2 separate regions of the Homo sapiens genome follow, and region 2 is linked to region 1. The links are chromatin loops, found by intact Hi-C in ENCODE. Cell type or tissue: gastrocnemius medialis. All regions are shown on one strand. Each heading gives the region's core, and the rest is flanking DNA. Links, peaks and the distances in the headings are about the cores only. Region 1 overlaps HAPSTR1 (HUWE1 associated protein modifying stress responses). Region 2 has its middle 38 kb from the start of HAPSTR1.

The links. Peaks named below come from ENCODE experiments on the same cell type or tissue, not always from the same donor. Only the 100,000 strongest peaks of a DNase experiment are listed, where the experiment ranks them.
Region 2: a loop joins it to region 1, with 2.6 times the contacts of the local background. A loop is called at or near these places in 27 of 110 quality-filtered maps.

Annotation. Positions count from the first base shown.
Region 1 is chr16:9,105,418-9,108,330 of GRCh38, forward strand. The region is part of intron 3 of HAPSTR1 (HUWE1 associated protein modifying stress responses); the gene reads left to right. Among named protein-coding and RNA genes, the nearest start is that of HAPSTR1, 15 kb to the left of the region's middle. In gastrocnemius medialis, for the core only: no CTCF peak of the experiment used is centred there; a DNase peak (open chromatin) is centred at 1,684; H3K27ac peaks cover 2,500 bases.
Region 2 is chr16:9,051,921-9,054,833 of GRCh38, forward strand. No RefSeq gene overlaps it. Among named protein-coding and RNA genes, the nearest start is that of HAPSTR1, 38 kb to the right of the region's middle. RefSeq lists an enhancer at 1,002-1,539. In gastrocnemius medialis, for the core only: no CTCF peak of the experiment used is centred there; a DNase peak (open chromatin) is centred at 1,341; H3K4me3 peaks cover 340 bases; H3K27ac peaks cover 1,227 bases.

The sequences.
Region 1 (2,913 bases), core at 177-2,676:
CAGAAACATAAATTATACTGAGTTGTGCTGTACTGGTTTGTGAGAACATCAGTGTATTAAGGAGAATGGTAGTTTAATTTGAATATTTAAAGAAAGTAATTTGAATGGTTCTAGTACTAGGGCCATTATTAACTAGTAACATAGATTAGTGACTTCAACTGGGTGTCCTTATTATCTGATTTGTCTGAAGTGAAAACTGTTAAGGTGCTCTTTTAAAATGTATTTGGAAACACCATAGTTAGGGTAAATACAATGTCACAATTCACTCTTGCATATTATTTGCTTAGCCAAATTTATGAATTCTAAGTTAGGCCAAATTGAAGGTTTTGGAGTTTTACATTGTGGGTGAGTCTAAATTCATGCGTTTGGCAAGCACAAGGACATGGGAAAAGAATCTGGTATTTTGAGGCAGGCTTGAGTTTATAATGAAAGCAAACTCAGTTCCTCTTCATGTCCTATGTATTTAAGAGAGGACAGTTTTCCCTCAGTTTTTTTCCCCTTCCTTACCCCTACCCCCATCAAATACAGCCCAACCAAATAACTGTGTTCTTAATTTAAAGGAAAATGGCAGACTTGACACCTGCTGAATATTTCGTGTAGACAGAGTATGACAATGAATGAGATCCCCAGTCATTGCCCTTGTAAGCCTGGGAACCCAGTTTAGTGGGAGAGACTAATGTAAACAGCTTTAATCAAAAGTATATCAATTGGCCGGGTGCTGTGGCTCACACCTATAATGCCGGCACTTTGGGAGGCCAAGGTGGGTGGATCACTTGAGGTCAGGAGTTTGAGACCACCCTGGCCAACATGGTGAAACCCTCTCCCTATTTAAAGAAAAAAAAGTAAGGCATATCAATTTATGGTTATCAAATAGGTTTTTTTTTTTTTTTTTGAGACTGAGTGTCGCTCTATAGCCCAGGCTGGAGTGTAGTGCTCACTGCGACTTCCGCCTCCTGGGTTCAAATGATTCTCGTGCCTCAGTCTCCCGAGTAGCTGGGATTGTAGGCGCCTGCCACCACGCCCAGCTAATTTTTGTATTTGTAGTAGAGATGGGGTTTCATCATGTTGGCGAAGCTGGTCTTGAACACCTGACCTCAAGTGATCTGCCTTAGCCTCACTGCTTGCCCCTAAGTGGTGGGATTGCAGGTGTGAGCCACTGTGCTGGCCTCAAATAGTTTTTATCAAAGCTACTTCAATTAGTGGTTAGCAAGGCTTAAAGACTAATTCAGTGCTTTATTTTGACACTTGTTCGCAACATGTTGCTTTTTTTCCTGTGTCCTATGGGACCTAGTCATCTGTATGTTAGATTCACAGAGGAATTAAAGAGATAAACATGCATGTGCTAAATTGATTTCTGTCTTGCTTTGTTATCCTATAATAATGTTATAAAATAACATTATTATAAATTTCCCAAGAGTTGAATTAATACCAACAACTGGTAACTCGTTTTTATGTAAACAGCATACTTGAGACCAGAAATCTTCTGGATCACTTTGTGGATCTCTGCCTGCCATTCTCATTGGTCCTCTGTTCATCCCTTTTCTAGAGCTTCTCCTTACCTTGGCTTCTCTTCTGCCACATTGGCCTGCCTGACCTGTCCTCAGGCCCTGTCACTGCCCTAGATTACGTTTCCCATGTCTTCACTTCCAAATCTGGACCTCTCGTTTAGACCTTCTCTCCTGACTGCCAGATGGCATGTCCCACTGTCCTCCGGTGTACATCTCCAAATTGTCCCACAGGCATTTATCTCAGATGAAGTTTCAGGTTGGACTCATTCTTCTGCCCCAACAGCAGAATGACTCATTGAGCCATTGAGCCATTCAGCACATTCTCTATATGGCAGATTCGGTGCTGTCTCTGGAAATACATAAACATAGAGCGATTCCTTTTTCTGTTGAGGCAAAATATGGATTTGGTTAATTTCTATTCACGTCATGAATGTGGTATGTGGAAGGTCTTCTGAGAGCAGAAAGGGATGTTTCACAGCACAGCCCGGCTGTGTGGTGCTCAGGGCAGGCCCTCTGGAGGAGGTGAGCCTGGGCTCTTGGCCTAATGTTTCAGCTCTCACTTTCCAGTCCTGAGCTGTTGTTGCCAGTCCATCTTTCATGAGACCATTGGAGTGATCTTTCTGGTCTTGTCACTTCATGGTTTAAAGTTTCCCTGGGCCTACACAGTGAAGTCCAAATTCAGCATGGTATTACAAGACCCTTATGATCCAGTCTTAACCATTGGTTAGGTATCCTACCCATACTGTTTATCTCTTGAATACCTCTATGCTCTTTGACAAGTCCAGCCCCTACGTGTTCATACCTCACTTCTGTGACACAGCCTTGCTTCAGGGCTCCCAATCTCTGTAGCCTCCCTGAACTGTGCATTTGCTCTGCTGCTTGATTTGTTTCTGTGACTGTTCCATTCTCCTCGGGACACATAGCAGGGACCTTGTCTTGGTCCTTTTTTTTTTGGCTTTAACAGAACATAGCAAAGAACCTGACATAGGTGTAGTCTGAGTTTACCACTGGGGTTATCACAGAGGTCTGCTAAGTGAATACAACACAGTGGGGACCCAGAACCTCTAGAAAGGGTTGAGGATTACAATCCCCAGATAGCTACAATCAGGGAATAATGTAACCTGTTTGCCTAGGGTGCTACATGGTAATCTTGAATTAGAACAACTGAGACTTCCATGGGACCTTAGGGTGATAACCATTAAACCTACTCTTTCAGTGTTTACTTTGTAAAAGCATCACACTAAGGAGGTTGTCATTTAATCCTCACACCTACCCTGGGTTATTAACACTGTTGATGAAGAAAGCCTTACTTGGCTAAGATATGGAGCAGGTTAGTAAGTGGTAGAATAGATACTCCAGTCCTGTCTCCAAAATGCAAATTTTTTTTTAATTAAAAAAATTTCTA
Region 2 (2,913 bases), core at 199-2,698, 53 kb before region 1:
GTTCTTTCCATTTTTTGCTTGTTTGTTTGTTTATTTTTGTTTTTGAGACAGAGTCTCACTCTGTTGTCCAGGCTGGAGTGCAGTGGTGCAACTTCGGCTCACTGCAACCTCCGCCTCCCAGGTTCAAGCGATTCTCCTGACTCAGCCTCCCAAGTAGCTGGGATTACAGGCACATGCCATCATGCCCGGCTAATTTTGTGTATTTTCAGTAGAGACGGGGTTTCACCATGTTGGCCGGGCTGATCTCGAACTCCTGACCTCTAGTGATCTGCCCGCCTCAGCCTCTCAAAGTGCTGGGATTACAGGAATGAGCCACCATGTCCAGCTCTTTCCATATGCTATGAAAGCTCCACCTCCCTTTTTCTTTTTCTTTTCTTTTTTTTAATTCAGACAGGGTCTTGCTCTGTTGCCCACACTGGAGTGCAGTGGAGTCATCTCAGCTCACTGTAGCCTCTGCTTCCTGGGCTCAAGTGATCCTCCCACCTCAGCCTCCCGAGTAGCTGGGACCACAGGCGCATGCCACCATGCCCGGCTAGTTTTTGTATTGTTTTGTAGAGATATGGTCTCCCCATGTTGCCCAGGCTGGGCTCAAGCAATCCTCCTGCCTCAACTTCCCAAAGTGCTGAGATTACAGACGTGAGCCACCACGCCCAACGAAGCTCAGATTTTTTTGATTTTTTTTTTTTTTTTTTTTCTGCCCAGGCTGGAGTGCAATGGCGCTATCTCATTGCAACCTCTACCTCCCAGGTTCAAGCCATTCTCCTGCATCAGCCTCCCAAGGAGCTGGGATTACAGGCGTCCACCACCACACCTGGCTAATCTGTATTTTTAGTAGGGATGGCGTTTCCCCATGTTGGTCAGGCTGGTCTTGAACTTCTGACCTCAGGTTATCCGCCTGCCTCGGCCTCCCAAAGCGCTGGGATTAGAGGCGTGTGCTCCCGCGCCCGGCCCTGAGCTCAACTTTTTAAGGTGGATTTGATATAACGGCTGTGTATTACTTAAGAGAACACGAGCCACCGTAACAAAGAAACCCTCAAAAGGACAAAAAAAACAAAAACAAAAACAAAAAACCCGAAAATAAACCCCCAAATCTCAGTGGCCTAACACAAGGAGAATTTATTTCTTGCTCATATAAAGTCCAAAACTGGTATTCCTGATAGGCAGGTGGCTCTCTTCCATTACCTGATCCAGGGACCCACGCTCCTGCTTGCTCGGGGCTCTGCTTTCTCCATCAGGATGAGTAAAATGCAGGAGCACGGAGGTCAGCCCAGGAGGTGGTTACTAGCAAGGCCACTAGCACGGGGTTGGGGGAATGCCTCTCCTTGCATTCCTTTGGCCCAAATCCAGTCACGTGCCCACCCTCAACAGCAAGGGATGCTGGGAAATGTAGTCCAGCCACAAGCCAAGGAGGTGGCCAGGAACAGCCTTTGGCCAACTCGGAGGCCCTGAGTGATCTGAGTCTGAGCTCACACCACCTTCCTCATTCACTACGCTGTAGGTACATTGATTCCTATAGTTCCCCCAAATGAAAACCTCTTTCCTACCTCAGCTTTTGCCCGGGCTATTCCTTCTGCCTAAAATGCCCTCCTCCTCTGTCCACCTGGCTGGTTCCTTGCCATCCTTCAGGTCTCAGCATGGGGATCCTCTTCTGAGAAGCCTCTTATGACCGTGCCATCAAAAAAAGATCCCTTCAGTCCAGGCTCGCTGGCTCATGCCTGTAATCCCAGCACTTTGGGAGGTCAGGGGTTCCAGACCAGCCTGGCCGACATGGTGAAACCCTGTCTCTACTAAAAATACAAAAATTAGCCTGGCGTGGTGGTACACACCTGTAATCCCAGCTACTTGGGAGGCTGAGACAGGAGAATCACTTGGACCTAGAGGCGGAGGTTGTGGTGAGCGGAGATCACACCGCTGCACTCCAGCCAAGGTGAAAGAGTGAGACTCCATCTCAAAAATAAAAAGAAAAAAAACCAGGCCAGGCGCAGTGGCTCATGCCTGTAATCCCAGCACTTTGGGAGGCCGAGGCAGGTGGGTCACCTGAGGTCAGGAGTTCGAGACCAGCCTGACCAACATGGAGAAACCCCATTTCTACTAAAAATACAAAATTAGCCAGACATGGTGGGGCATGTCCATAATCCTAGCTACTGGGGGGACTGAGGCAGGAGAATGGCTTGAACCCGGGAGGCAGAGGTTGCGGTGAGTGCATATTGCACCATTGCACTCCAGCCTGGGCAACAAGAGTGAGACTCTGTCTCAAAAAAAATAAATAAATAAAAATAAAAAACAAAAATGAAGACAAATAAACCCCTCCCACTAGTCTCTATCACAGATTTCTATTTTTTTTCCTCGTGGCACTCAACAATTTGTAATGATTATATCTGGTTTACCTATTTAGCATCCGTCTCCTTTGCTAGACTAGAAGCTCCATGAGAGCAGGAGCTGATCTCCCTTGTTCACAGTTGCACCTCCTGTTCCCAGCTCAGGGCCTGGCTCAGAGTAGAGCTTAACAAATATTAAGAGCACCTGGAGTGTAGTTGAATAATTAAATAAATGAACCCAACTTACAAAACATCCTGATGCCATATATCTTTAGGTCTGGCATATACAAGTTATACTTGTTGTCCAAATATTAATTAATGAAGTCTTTGCAATTTCCCCGAGGAGTTGGCTGAGGGTGCTTTCATGTCGATGATACAAGACACAAATAGAGCGAAATGATTTATTCTGGGTCACTGGTGACTCAGTGTCTGGGAATAGAAACATACTCAGAAACCTTTGCTCTAATTAGTCAAGGTAATTATTAGGCACAATAATTAAGCATGAATGACCTCAGCCAGGCTGTTTTGTAACCTCTGGAATTTAAGACCTGTACTAATTTTGCTTTAATGACAGTATTCGTTGTGGCTTGCCACA